Regions from separate parts of the Mus musculus genome. Here all the other regions are linked to region 1. The links are chromatin loops, found by intact Hi-C in ENCODE. Cell type or tissue: gastrocnemius. All regions are shown on one strand. Region 1 overlaps Pskh1 (protein serine kinase H1). Region 2 overlaps Tsnaxip1 (translin-associated factor X (Tsnax) interacting protein 1). Region 3 holds the start of Thap11 (THAP domain containing 11).

Evidence for each region. A loop is a pair of places that touch in the nucleus more often than their neighbours do. Peaks named below come from ENCODE experiments on the same cell type or tissue, not always from the same donor. Only the 100,000 strongest peaks of a DNase experiment are listed, where the experiment ranks them.
Region 2: a loop joins it to region 1, with 7 times the contacts of the local background. A loop is called at or near these places in 14 of 42 quality-filtered maps.
Region 3: it touches region 1 in a loop (3-fold over the local background); 9 of 42 quality-filtered maps call a loop at or near these places.

The regions. Positions count from the first base shown.
Region 1 is chr8:105,928,416-105,932,415 of GRCm38, forward strand. It overlaps Pskh1 (protein serine kinase H1), which reads left to right. Exons shown (of 3, transcript NM_173432.2): 3 at 1,236-3,387. The coding sequence ends at 1,553. It overlaps Ctrl (chymotrypsin-like), which reads right to left. Exons shown (of 7, transcript NM_023182.2): 6 at 3,885-4,000; 7 at 3,579-3,801. The coding sequence ends at 3,640. Among named protein-coding and RNA genes, the nearest start is that of Ctrl, 3.4 kb to the right of the region's middle. In gastrocnemius, no CTCF peak of the experiment used is centred here; a DNase peak (open chromatin) is centred at 2,425; H3K27ac peaks cover 247 bases.
Region 2 is chr8:105,833,064-105,837,063 of GRCm38, forward strand. It overlaps Tsnaxip1 (translin-associated factor X (Tsnax) interacting protein 1), which reads left to right. Exons shown (of 16, transcript NM_024445.4): 2 at 396-477. It also overlaps a transcript of Ranbp10 not described here. Among named protein-coding and RNA genes, the nearest start is that of Tsnaxip1, 7.3 kb to the left of the region's middle. In gastrocnemius, a CTCF peak has its summit at 2,462 (motif pointing right); a DNase peak (open chromatin) is centred at 2,481; H3K27ac peaks cover 269 bases.
Region 3 is chr8:105,852,992-105,856,991 of GRCm38, forward strand. Thap11 (THAP domain containing 11) reads left to right here and starts at 2,112. Exons shown (of 1, transcript NM_021513.2): 1 at 2,112-3,959. The coding sequence starts at 2,370. The coding sequence ends at 3,287. It also overlaps a transcript of Cenpt not described here. In gastrocnemius, a CTCF peak has its summit at 1,802; DNase peaks (open chromatin) are centred at 1,491, 1,827, 2,094 and 3,007; H3K4me3 peaks cover 2,544 bases; H3K27ac peaks cover 2,528 bases.

The DNA of each region.
Region 1 (4,000 bases):
TGTAAAAGTAGGTTCCAACAGATGTGCGTGGAAGTAAATGCAAGCAGGTGAAAAAGAACGAATCTTCCTTCTTCCAGTGTCCTTATGTAGGTCTCCAGATTAAAGGTGTGCACCACCACGTCTGGATCAGGGATTTGTTTTGTCCCAGGCGGACCTTGAATTTAGAGATCTCCTTGCCTTAGTCTACTGGGATTAAAGGTGTGTACTACCTTGACTGGGCCTAAGCTTTTTGTAGCCACTATGCTTCAAGATCTCCATGTCAAGATCCAGGTTAGAAACTTGAATCTTCCAGCCTTAAGATCTGGATCACAGGTGAGCCATCCAATTCTGGATTGTAGTTCATTCCAGACATAGTCAAGTTAACAACTAGGAACAACCATTATACTACCCTATTACCAGCCTGAAAAATATAGATAGATTAAATGTTATTTTATTTTCTCTTGGTGGCCAGGAGGCTCAGGCTGAGGCAGGGAATTTCTTGGAAGTTTGGAGGTGAGACCCTCTCAGTAAGGCTAAATAAAAAGTTCCCCTCTACTTGGCCTGGTACAGACAGATGGTTGTTGGAGCTTAGTTATGGTGAGAAAATTTGGCTCACTCCCCAAAACTCTAGGTGAGCAGTTAAGAACGGTTCTCACGGAGTACAGTTCAGTTCCCAGTACTCACATAGGAGCTCACAGCTGCCTGTAACTCCTGTTCCATCTCTCCTCCATTGGATGGCACCTGTATCTATGTGGTACATATTCATGTACTCGGGTACACACGCGTATACCTGAAAAAGGGAAAAGGGGCAGGTATATGGATCTCTGTAAGTTACAGGCTAGCCTGGTCTCCATGTTGAGTTCTAGGCTAGGCAGGGCTCTATACAAAGAGACCATGTTTCAAAAACAAAACAACAAAAACAAACAAAAAGCTCCCTAGGATAGATTAGGGGTCTGGTAAGGGGCCGTCTTTTATAGCCAGCCTTTGGGTGTAGAACACTTAAGTTCCCTGCCTAGGGTAGATGACAGGTCCTTTTCCTCTGCCAGACTCCACCAGGCATCAAGCATCGCTTGCTCAGGGACCTGAGTCAGCACTCAGGGAAGGAGGTTCAGAATGCTGCAGGCACGAGAGGAGAGGTGCTGCCTGTCTAGACAGTGCACAGGTGCTGGGTGGATCCTGATTCTGTGGTGTGGCACCATCCCCATGGGAGGGCGGTGCTGCGTCTGCTCACACTAATGCTTGGCCTTGCTTTCTAGCCCTGGCCTAGTGTATCTAATCTGGCCAAGGACTTCATTGACCGCCTGCTGACCGTGGACCCTGGAGCCCGGATGACTGCACTGCAGGCCCTAAGACACCCATGGGTAGTAAGCATGGCAGCCTCTTCATCCATGAAGAATCTGCACCGATCCATCTCCCAGAATCTCCTCAAGCGGGCTTCCTCTCGTTGCCAGAGCACCAAGTCTTCCCAGTCCACGCGTTCCAGCCGCTCCACTCGTTCCAACAAGTCACGCCGTGTTCGGGAGCGCGAACTGCGGGAGCTTAACCTGCGCTATCAACAGCAGTATAACGGCTGAGCCACCAGCTATGACATGGACACACTAGTGTCTCATCTGGACACTTTCTGCCATGTCACCTGGGCCTAATACCTTCTCTATAGCTAGACCTCATGCCCAGCAGTATGTAGGGTATGTCTGGACCCAGCTCCTCTCTGTACCTTTAGTAGCCCCTACCTCCTATCACAGGCCTGGCCTGTTAGGATGGAATGGTGGCAGGACTGAGTCTCCACTGATCTCTTTAATTTTTGCCACTTTCTTGGACCAAGCGGGGCTACTGTGTTGGGTAGAAGGGTCCTATGGCTCAGGACTCTTTACCCATTCCTTTTATAACCCCCTTCCCTCCACAGAGCTTTGTCTAGCTCCCACATCCTCTGCCATGCCAATCCTTAAGATTATGCTCCAGTGGGAGGTCTGGCTTGTGCCGTAGCTAACTCGCCTCATTAGTCCTTTAGTCCTTTAGCTCCAGTTAGTCTCCAGCAACCCTCTCTCCCCCAGCCAAGATCTGTCTGTCTTCATGGTGCCACCGGGGACACCTTCTAGTCCCCAGACTTGCCAGGACCTCTGGCTGTAGAGACTGTGGCATGGCCCTTGACCTCAGGCTCCAGCCTCTCTATGAGAGGAATCCTGTCTGTCACCCTCCGTGCCTTTGCAGAGCCCACTGTCGCCTGTCTCTCCACCAGGAGGACGCCATTTCATTCCCCAGCTGCCTCCTTCCCAACAGTGAGGGGTTAAGGGAGCTCCGTGCTGCTACCTGGGGGTGGATGTGCCTGAGGAAGGTCCTCCTCAGAACCTCCTCATCAACCTTTGTTCTGTCCTTTGCTGTACTGCCCTTTGCTGCTTCCTTCTGGAGCTGCCTGGCCCTCCTTTATAGCTCCATTGCGCCACCTCGTGTCTGGTCTGGGTATAGGTGGCCAGGGGAGGGGGTGGTGACGGATGCACAACCTTGCAAACCCACAGCCCTCTAAACGGACTAGGAAAGAAAGGCGTTGCTGAATTGGGGGAGAGTCCTGGGCTGCTCAACTCCTCTTCTGCTCAGTTTCTCCAAACCTCACCCTGGAACTTAGCCGTACTGTGTTACCTGCCTCTGAACCCTGGGTGCCTTGGGTGCTGACCTTGCTGTAAGAGCTGGCCTTGCCCTATTTGCCCTGTGCCCGTTTCTTTTCATAGCATTAACTTTCCAGGCTGGCCCCACCGAGTCTCAGGCTGGGAGGTAGGGTAGGGTTACAGGGGCAGCTTTCCCAAGGGACTGAGCCACAACAGTCCCTATAGCTGTCGTGGGCTCTCTACCACTGTTAGGCTGGAATGCAACCTCCCTCCATCTGTAGCTGCTCTCAGTGGGTAGGAAGGGGCCAGGCAGAGCCTAGCTTGGGCCTTGGCTAGATTAAGAGCCTGTCAGCAGGAAGAGTCTAGCTCCACTCAGCTCCTCTCAGGAGGCAGCCTTGGGCGAGGCGCTCTTTTCTACATATGCCACCTCCACTGGGAAACTAAACCAAAGAGACCACTCTGTGCCAAGTCAACTGTGCCTTCTATATGCTCTCTTCACACACCCCTCCCCCTGGGTAGGAGGCAGTGGAGAGCCAAAGCCTCAGAGTTCCCCCACCTACCAGTTCCCCAGGAATCCCTGGGGGTGTGAACCAATGGGGATTTATTTTTTCTCTTGCCCAAAGTAGGTCTGGTTGTGAGGATAAGACAGAGGGAGTTTAGTGTCCGGGCCTTTGATAGGTCCACCAGGCCTTCATGCCATGGACCATGGATGGAGACTGCAGTTATTTATTTGTGTACTCTGTAAATGTATCTTCTGTATCCAATAAACAGGCTGCCCTCCCTCAGGGAAGGCTGCCATTTTTTCTGACCACGCTGACTGTGCCATGGGACTAGTGGATTGTTCAAAAAGGAAGAGTAAGGGCCACTCTCTGGGCTGATTATTGCAGGAAGATCCTGACTCCTCAGCTGGTGCTGTACCAGAAGACAAAGTCCAAGTCAAGGGTAGAGCCCTCAGGAGCCTCACCTTCCCACTAAGCCATGATGAAAGACGAGGGTACCCAAGAGAAACTGAGACGAGTATGTTTATTAGATTGAGATGGGGAACGGATCTGTGGACAGTTTAGTTGTAGGCCATGACTTGGTTGATCCAGGTACTGAACTTGCTGACCCGAGTGTACATGGCCGGTGCTTGTATGTTGCAGTTCTTAGTGCCCCAGGAGACAATCCCAATAAGCACCCAGGTGTTTCCCTTCTGGCAGACAAGAGGGCCTCCTGAGTCACCCTGAAAGGGAAGAAAAGGGGAGAAGTCAGCATGGCAGTTTGGGGACGTGTCCCACTGGACAGTGCGGAGGACAGGGTGCTTACCTGACATGAGGAGGCGCCTGAGCCACCTGCACATATCATGGCATCGGTAATGCGTGCACCCCAGTACTGCCGACACTGATTCACAGTGACCAGGGGTAGAACAACTTGCTGCAGGC
Region 2 (4,000 bases), 95 kb before region 1:
GCTAGCATTAAAGGCTTGTGTCACTACCACCTGCTGCTTAACTCACTCATATTTAACCTTTACAAAACTAGTGGGAGAAGAATAAGAATTGTCTGTTTCTTTAAGAGAAAATTGCTAAAGAAGGTTAAATGATTTGCTCAAACCTGATCCTTTTGAAACCCCAGGTACCAGGCCCCCAGACTCTTTCAAGCCATTAAACAATGCCCTCTTTTGGACTGTGCCAGTACCTGTCCACATAAGCAAAGTGCACAGACTCACAAGCAGACACACACAGAGACAGAGAGAGATTTAAAAGGAAGAGAGAGTCATGCCCTATGGATTCGGGAAGGGTCAGAGGACGGAAGGATCTCCTCTTTATGGGCTCTGTCACCCACCACAGCTTCTTTTCTATGCAGAATAAGTATACAAGCTTCAGGAGGGACTCCGGAAGCCAAGGGCATTGAGAAACGCAAGCTTTCTCAGAAACGAAGGACACTGGTTAGTGATGCTCTTCTTTTGGAACCCCACACGTCACCCTCTACAACCTGTCTGTTCCACATACAACCCAAAAGCATAACCTAGCAGACTAGCTTCTTCCCAATCAGAGAAATGTGACTCCCTCCCAGAAGCCAGGTTCCCCATGCTCTGGAAGAGAAGGTGAGGCAGGCTCATCCTTCCCACTGATCTGAAAGTGGGCCCAAGCTGTTCTAGGCAGAAAAGACTCAGCCCCTTCCCTCCGCACCCTTCACTTTGTAACTCACCTTTCGGGAATGGACTTCCATTTCATCAGCAGCAGCTGTGTGTATCAGCAGCTGTGTGTATCAGCAGCTGTGTGTATCAGCAGCTGTGTGTATCAGCAGCTGTGTGTATCAGCAGCTGTGTGTATCAGCAGCTGTGTGTATCAGCAGCTGTGTGTATCAGCAGCTGTGTGTATCAGCAGTTGTGTGTATCAGCAGCTGTGTGTATCAGCAGCTGTGTGTATCAGACACTGTCTGCTGTCACCTGAACCTTTTGTCTTTATGGTTTTAGGTCTGGTATAGTACTTGAATTCTGTAAATACTTATGAACAAGCATGTAAAGACACAGTACAGAGTATTTCTCTGTTGGGTTTGGTTCTGAGTTCCAGGTTCCTGTCTTTTAAATTTTTTGTATAGACCAAGCACAGTGTCTCACACCTGTAACCCTGGCACTTGGAAGGCTAAGGAAGATTGCTATAAGTTTAAAGCCCATCTGGAGCTTCATAGTAAGCTCTAAGCCAGCCTGGGCTACATGAGAGAGACCCTTTCTTTAAAAAGTATTTGTATAAAAATAAGTGTGGTCAGCTAAGAATGGTGGCACACCCTTATTAATTCCAGCACTTGGGAGGCTGGAACATGAAGCTTTTGAGTTCATGGCCAACTTGGGCTACATAGAAAGATCCCACTCAAAACCCTTTCTCTTTTCCTCTTCCCTTCCCAAAAGGGAAAACTGCCTTATTACCTAACTATTTTAGCTTTGTTTTGGATTTTCTTTTTCAATGTCTTGGATCAAACACATGCTATGAAAGCCCTTTCCACTGAGCCTGCCTCGTTCCTCTTTGGAGCTCTTGTTAATTTGACATAGGGTTGTTGTAATTCAGACAACAAATAACCATTGTTCAGATCTCAGAGGAAAATGTCTTCTTTGAAGGGGCTAGAGTGGCTATCACAGTGCTTAAGAGCACTTGCTACTCTTTTTTTTTTTTTAAGATTTATTTATTCATTATATGTAAGTACACTGTAGCTGTCTTCAGACACTCCAGAAGAGGGCGTCAGATCTTGTTACAGATGGTTGTGAGCCACCATGTGGTTGCTGGGATTTGAACTCCGGACCTTCGGAAGAGCAGTCGGGTACTCTTACCCACTGAGCCATCTCACCAGCCCCGCACTTGCTACTCTTGACCAGGGTCCTGTTCCTAACTCTGTAAACTCCAGTTTATATGTGTATGTGTGTGTATATACATATATACATGTATGTATATGTATATATATATATATGTGTGTGTGTGTATGTATATGTGTGTGTATAGGTATGTATGTATATATGTATATATATATATATATATATGTATGTATGTATATATATATATATATATACACACACACACACACACACACACATACATATAAAAGCGCAGTTTAAGGCTCTAGTTGACAATGGGACACTATGGGTGCTGTGCTGCTTTCATTGTGTGACTGTGTTCATTTGGGAACATATAGGCCATATATGTTATGAAGCTGGGAACTGCCAGGCCCTGTCTAAGGAGAAGGAGGCAAATATGGTCTCTCTAGAGAACACGATCAGCCACGTTCCTGTAAGGCGACCTCCAGTTCCATTCTGGTCTCAGCCAGCTTTCTGATCTGATGCCCAACTCAATGTAGACCTGCAGTCCAAGCACTTTTTTTTCCCCTCTGTGTCACCAACTACCAGAAGGAGCTGTTCCTCCAGCCATCTCCCGGAAGTGGGGCAACCTCCAGTTTTTACCTGCAGGGGGAAGCAAAGAGCAGGGAACTCAGAGGAACATCGTGAGCATTCTAACAGCCCTTGGGCAGACGCTAACACCCCTGCCCTCCCCTCCCCGCTCCTGCCCCCTCCCCCCCCCAAAGAAGCAGCCACTTCCACGGAGTACAGCGTTTTCATTCGCCTGCGCAAATCAAAGTAAGGTGTCCATCTTTTCTCCAGCTGAAAAAGCAGATTTCCTCTCTTTTTGGAAACCTGAAACACTTTCCAAACTCAAAAATTCAAAAATGAGCCCAGGTGTCTCCACTTCTGTTGTTTGAGACAGTCTGACACAGTGGTATCACACGCATGCTCTTTCTGCTTCCACTCCTAAGCAGGATGCTGGGATTACAGGCCACTCCCGACAACTATGCAAAAAGGTGGTTTGTTGGGATAGACTGGCTCACCAATCAGCAGTTCTGCTTTGGCATTTTACCATTTTACAGCCGCGAGCCACCACACTTAGAAAGTCATTTCTTTGCTTGCTTGCTTCACTCCCTGCCACACACACACCCCCACCTGAATGGTTTCCCTGAGGTTTTGTTGTTGGGGGTTTTTTGTTGTTGTTGTTGTTTTGTTTTGTTTTCTGGTTATTTCGTGACAGGGTTTCTCTGTGTAGTCCTGGCTGTCCTGGAACTCGCTCTGTAGACCAGGCTGGCCTCGAACTCAGAAATCCGCCTGCCTCTGCCTCCCGAGTGCTGGGATTAAAGGCGTGCGCCACCACGCCCAGCATGAAAAGATTTTTTTAAAAAGCCATACATACCACTTGGTACCACATGCATCTGATAATGGATCAAAATGAAACCCCATTCACCAGGGGACCCTCACCTCCTTCTTCCTCCCGAAAGGATGCACCCCAGTCTCCTTGCATGTTCCATTTACTACATCTCTGTAGTCCTGCCTGTCTTATCCATCTAGGCATTAGCCTGACTTACCCTCCTCTCCTATTTCTTTCCGCTTTTGGCATGTTGTACAGTGCCAAAAGGAAGGGATTGGGGCTCTCCAGTATTCAGATTTGTTTGTCATAGTACAGGCATTCGGTGTTTCCTGACAATATAGAAGAGTAGAACTTGCATTTACTGGGTTCCTAGCAGGCACTACACAGTTTTCTCCCAACATCCTTGACTCATACGTTAGGATGCTGACTGCTGTTATCCCTACTTTACAGATGAAAAGTCTGAGGCTCAGAGACGTTAAATTGTGGTCTCACTGCTAATAAGGAAGATGTGAGATTTAATCCTAACCATCTATAACTAAAAGACCAGAGTCTTAACTATGGACCATATTAATGACGTCTGTATAGCTGGGTATACTGGCATATCCCTGTGATCTCAGCATATAGGAACTGGAGGCAAGGTCTCAAGTGTAAAGCCACCATGGGCCATGTAGCAAGATTGTGTGTATATGTGTGTGTGTGTGGATGCAGAAGAATATTAGAAGAGGAAGAGGCTGTGAATACAGCTCAGTAGTACAGTGTTTACCTAACATGTGTAAGGTGGTCCTG
Region 3 (4,000 bases), 75 kb before region 1:
TGAGACAGGTTTTGGGTTTTTTTTTTGTTTTTGTTTTGTTTTTTGTTTTTTTTGAGACAGGGTTTCTCTGTATTGCCCTGGCTGTCCTGGAACTCACTCTGTAGACCAGGCTGGCCTCGAACTCAGAAATCTGCCTACCTCTGCTTCCCAAGTGCTGGGATTAAAGGCGTGTGCCCCACCGCCCGACTGTTGTTTTGTTTTGAGACAGGTTGTATGTAGTTCAGACTTGCCTCAGACTTTCCACGCAGCAGATGATGACCTTGAACTTGTGATTCATGCCTGTGGTTGCTGGGATTTGAACTCAGAACCTTCCAGAGAGCAGTCAGTGTTCTTAAACCCTGAGCCATTTCTCCAGCCCCCTTGAGCGACCCATGGCTTGTCAGATTTTCTTTGGCAGTCACAAGGGAAACAGATGTAGAGGACCCAAGATTAGAAGCAGAGACATGCAATATGATTCTTGCTTTTCACTAGAGATGCCAAGTCCAGAGGATAGGTAAGACAGTGCTGGGGAGAAATTGCGCACTTTGTTTGCTTTTGGTGCTGAAGACCAGGCACAGTCCCTACTTTCAACTTACTAGATATTATTTGAATGTCCATGAGTATGTTAAAGGCTATTTATGTACTGAAGGTAGAGTCAAATTGAGTATCTTCTTTAATGCTTTGTGGGTTTGAATCAATGTGATTCTTCCTCACAAGTTAAAAAGCCAGGCATGAGCAGGGCAGTGGTGGCACAGGCCTTTAATCCCAGCACTTAGGAGGCAGAGGCAGGCTGATTTCTGAGTTCGAGGCCAGCTTGGTCTATAGAGGGAGTTTCAGGACAGCAAGGACTACACAGAGAAAACCTGTCTTGAAAAACCAAAAATAAATAAATAAAAAAAATACCAAGCATTGTGTCCCATGCCTATAATGGCAGTGCTAGAGGTGCATCCCTGCAGCTAACTGGCCAGCCAGCCTAAAATGAAAAGGCCAGCCGGCGTGGTGGCATACGCCTTTAATCCCAGCACTTGGGAGGCAGAGGCAGGTGGATTTCTGAGTTCGAGGCCAGCCTGGTCTACAGAGTGAGTTCCAGGACAGCCAGGGCTACACAGAGAAATCCTGTCTCAAAAAAAAAAAAAAAAAAAGAAAAAAGAAAAGGCCAAGGGCCTTGAGGAATGAATGATACCCAGAAATTGACACTCACTGGCACACATATGAACATGCATAAATGCAAACATTACTCCCCCACTCTCACACATGATATATGTATAAACATATCTCCCATTACTTTGAATGTTTTTAAAATTAATAAATGTGAAAAATATTATACGATATTTATATATTGGTTTGTTTGGTTGGTTTTTGTTTTTTGTTTTTTTTTCGAGACAGGGTTTCTCTGTGTAGCCCTGGCTGTCCTGGAACTCACTCTTTAGACCAGGCTGGCCGCGAACTCAGAAATCTGCCTCCGCCTCTGCCTCCTAAGTGCTGGGATTAATGGCGTGTGCCACCAATTGCCTTGAATGTGTTTTCCCTTCACTGTCTGGCACATTGTAAGCAGCTAGTAGGGACATGGTTTAGGTCAGTGAGTCCATCCATGTAAGAGGTAGCTGAGAGTCGGGAGAGTGCTCCCAATATAAGAAATTGACTCCAGAAGTTCTTCTGGGAGGACTCGGGTTTCCTCTAGGCTAAAGAATGCAGTCCACTCCAAGGTACTGGGGGTCGGGGGTGGGGTGGGGTGGGGTGTTTTTTATAGCAAGCTGCAGAACCTCATTCAAATCCTGGTCTGCAGGAACTCCACCTCTCCTTTAGGAGGCGCTGCAGCCCGCGGCCGCACCAAAACGTTCTTCTGAGGCATCATGGAACTTGTAGTCTTTGTGTTCTTATACCCAGAGCGCTTGCGCTCACCAGGCACGCGCCCGGTACCATCAGGATTCCGGATCCTTGTGAAGGGTAGCCCATGCCATAACGTTCCATTCGAATACATTTTTACCTTTCGCTTAGGACGAGCTTCATCTGGAAAATAATCGACTCTGAACAGGATATCGCGGTGTCCAGGAAAGCCGCCGGAATAAGCCCGCCCCATCCCGGAAGTGAGAGGCTTCTGGCGCAGTGCATTGTGGGGGGCGTAGTCCTCCTTTCCAGGCGGTCCTTCGCGGCGTCCCCCGGGCCGACTCCGAAGCGCAGGCGGACGGCCGGGTGGGTAGCGCGGCGCGGGCGGTCCGCAACCATATTCTGGGCACGGGGCCTCGGCCCGGGACGACTGCGCCGGGCGGCAATAGTGAGAGGCCTCTGAGAGCCTCGCGCGGCGCCGCCCGTCGAGGAGCTGAGACAGGGGCCAGACCCGGCCGTCGAAGAGCTCGAGAGGCCGGTGGGCCGGGCCGCGCGTCGCAGCCATGCCTGGCTTTACGTGCTGCGTTCCGGGCTGCTACAACAATTCACACCGGGACAAGGCGCTGCACTTCTACACGTTTCCCAAGGACGCTGAGTTGCGGCGCCTCTGGCTCAAGAACGTGTCCCGTGCTGGCGTCAGTGGGTGCTTCTCCACCTTCCAACCCACCACCGGCCACCGTCTCTGCAGCGTCCACTTTCAGGGCGGCCGCAAGACCTACACGGTGCGCGTTCCCACCATTTTCCCGCTGCGTGGCGTCAATGAGCGCAAAGTAGCTCGGAGACCTGCGGGAGCTGCGGCAGCCCGCCGTAGGCAGCAGCAGCAGCAACAACAACAGCAGCAGCAGCAACAGCAGCAGCTGCAACAGCAGCAGCCGTCTCCGTCCTCCTCCACTGCCCAGACCACCCAGTTGCAGCCGAACCTGGTGTCTGCCTCTGCAGCTGTGCTTCTTACGCTTCAGGCCGCCGTAGACAGCAACCAGGCTCCGGGATCCGTGGTTCCCGTGTCCACGACTCCCTCGGGAGATGATGTGAAGCCCATCGACCTCACAGTGCAAGTCGAGTTTGCAGCTGCTGAAGGGGCAGCCGCCGCTGCCGCCGCCTCAGAGCTAGAGGCTGCTACGGCTGGGCTGGAGGCCGCTGAGTGCACTCTGGGCCCTCAGCTGGTGGTGGTAGGGGAAGAGGGCTTCCCTGACACTGGCTCTGACCACTCGTACTCCTTGTCCTCGGGTACCACGGAGGAGGAGCTCCTGCGCAAGCTGAACGAGCAGCGGGACATCTTGGCCCTGATGGAAGTGAAGATGAAGGAGATGAAGGGTAGCATCCGCCATCTGCGTCTCACCGAGGCCAAGCTCCGTGAAGAACTTCGAGAGAAGGATCGTCTGCTTGCCATGGCTGTCATCCGTAAGAAGCACGGCATGTGAATGGTTCCCCCCAGAAACCTGCAGAATTCGTGACTCCTTCCAGCCCAAGGAATCCTCAGGCAAATGTTGTACTCCCCAGTATTCCTGTTGACAGTGCCGAGGTTTAGGACAGCGGGACTCCAGTTGGTCAGTTGGCACCTTCTTTCGTCTCCTCGTGAAGTAAGAGTTGGGGACTTCAGAATCTGGTGACACCAGCAGTTATGACTTTGTCTCTCACTCCCCAGTTTATGTTGCAGATTCTGGTTATACACAGGCTTCAGAACCACTGAACTTGGAACTTACCCTGGAGGGGGTGCAGATGGAACTCTTAAGGGACTGTGGGTTTGAGGAAACCACTTCTTCAGGTTGGCCAGCAATCAGAGACAGCTTTGCTGTGTGTAGTGATAAGAGATCTCAGTAACATCGTTTCTCCTTTCCATGCTACCCGGTTCAGGTGCAGTCTGTGATTCTGATGGGGACTAGCTGATCTGTGCCTCTGTCTCTTAGGACCTCTCTACCCAGAAGGTCATTTATGAGAGGGCTCTGGGTGACTTGCTGATGGAGATCCAGCTCACCAGGGACTTAGGTTTATCTCGTTATGTTTGCTACTGGTTACAAATTCTATTTTCTGTACAATTAGACTGAAGTTTTCACTGTTTGGCAAAACAAATTAAACAAAAAAGTAAGGTTTTTATTTGGGTTTCGACTTTTTTTTTTTAATTAAAGCTAAGTGT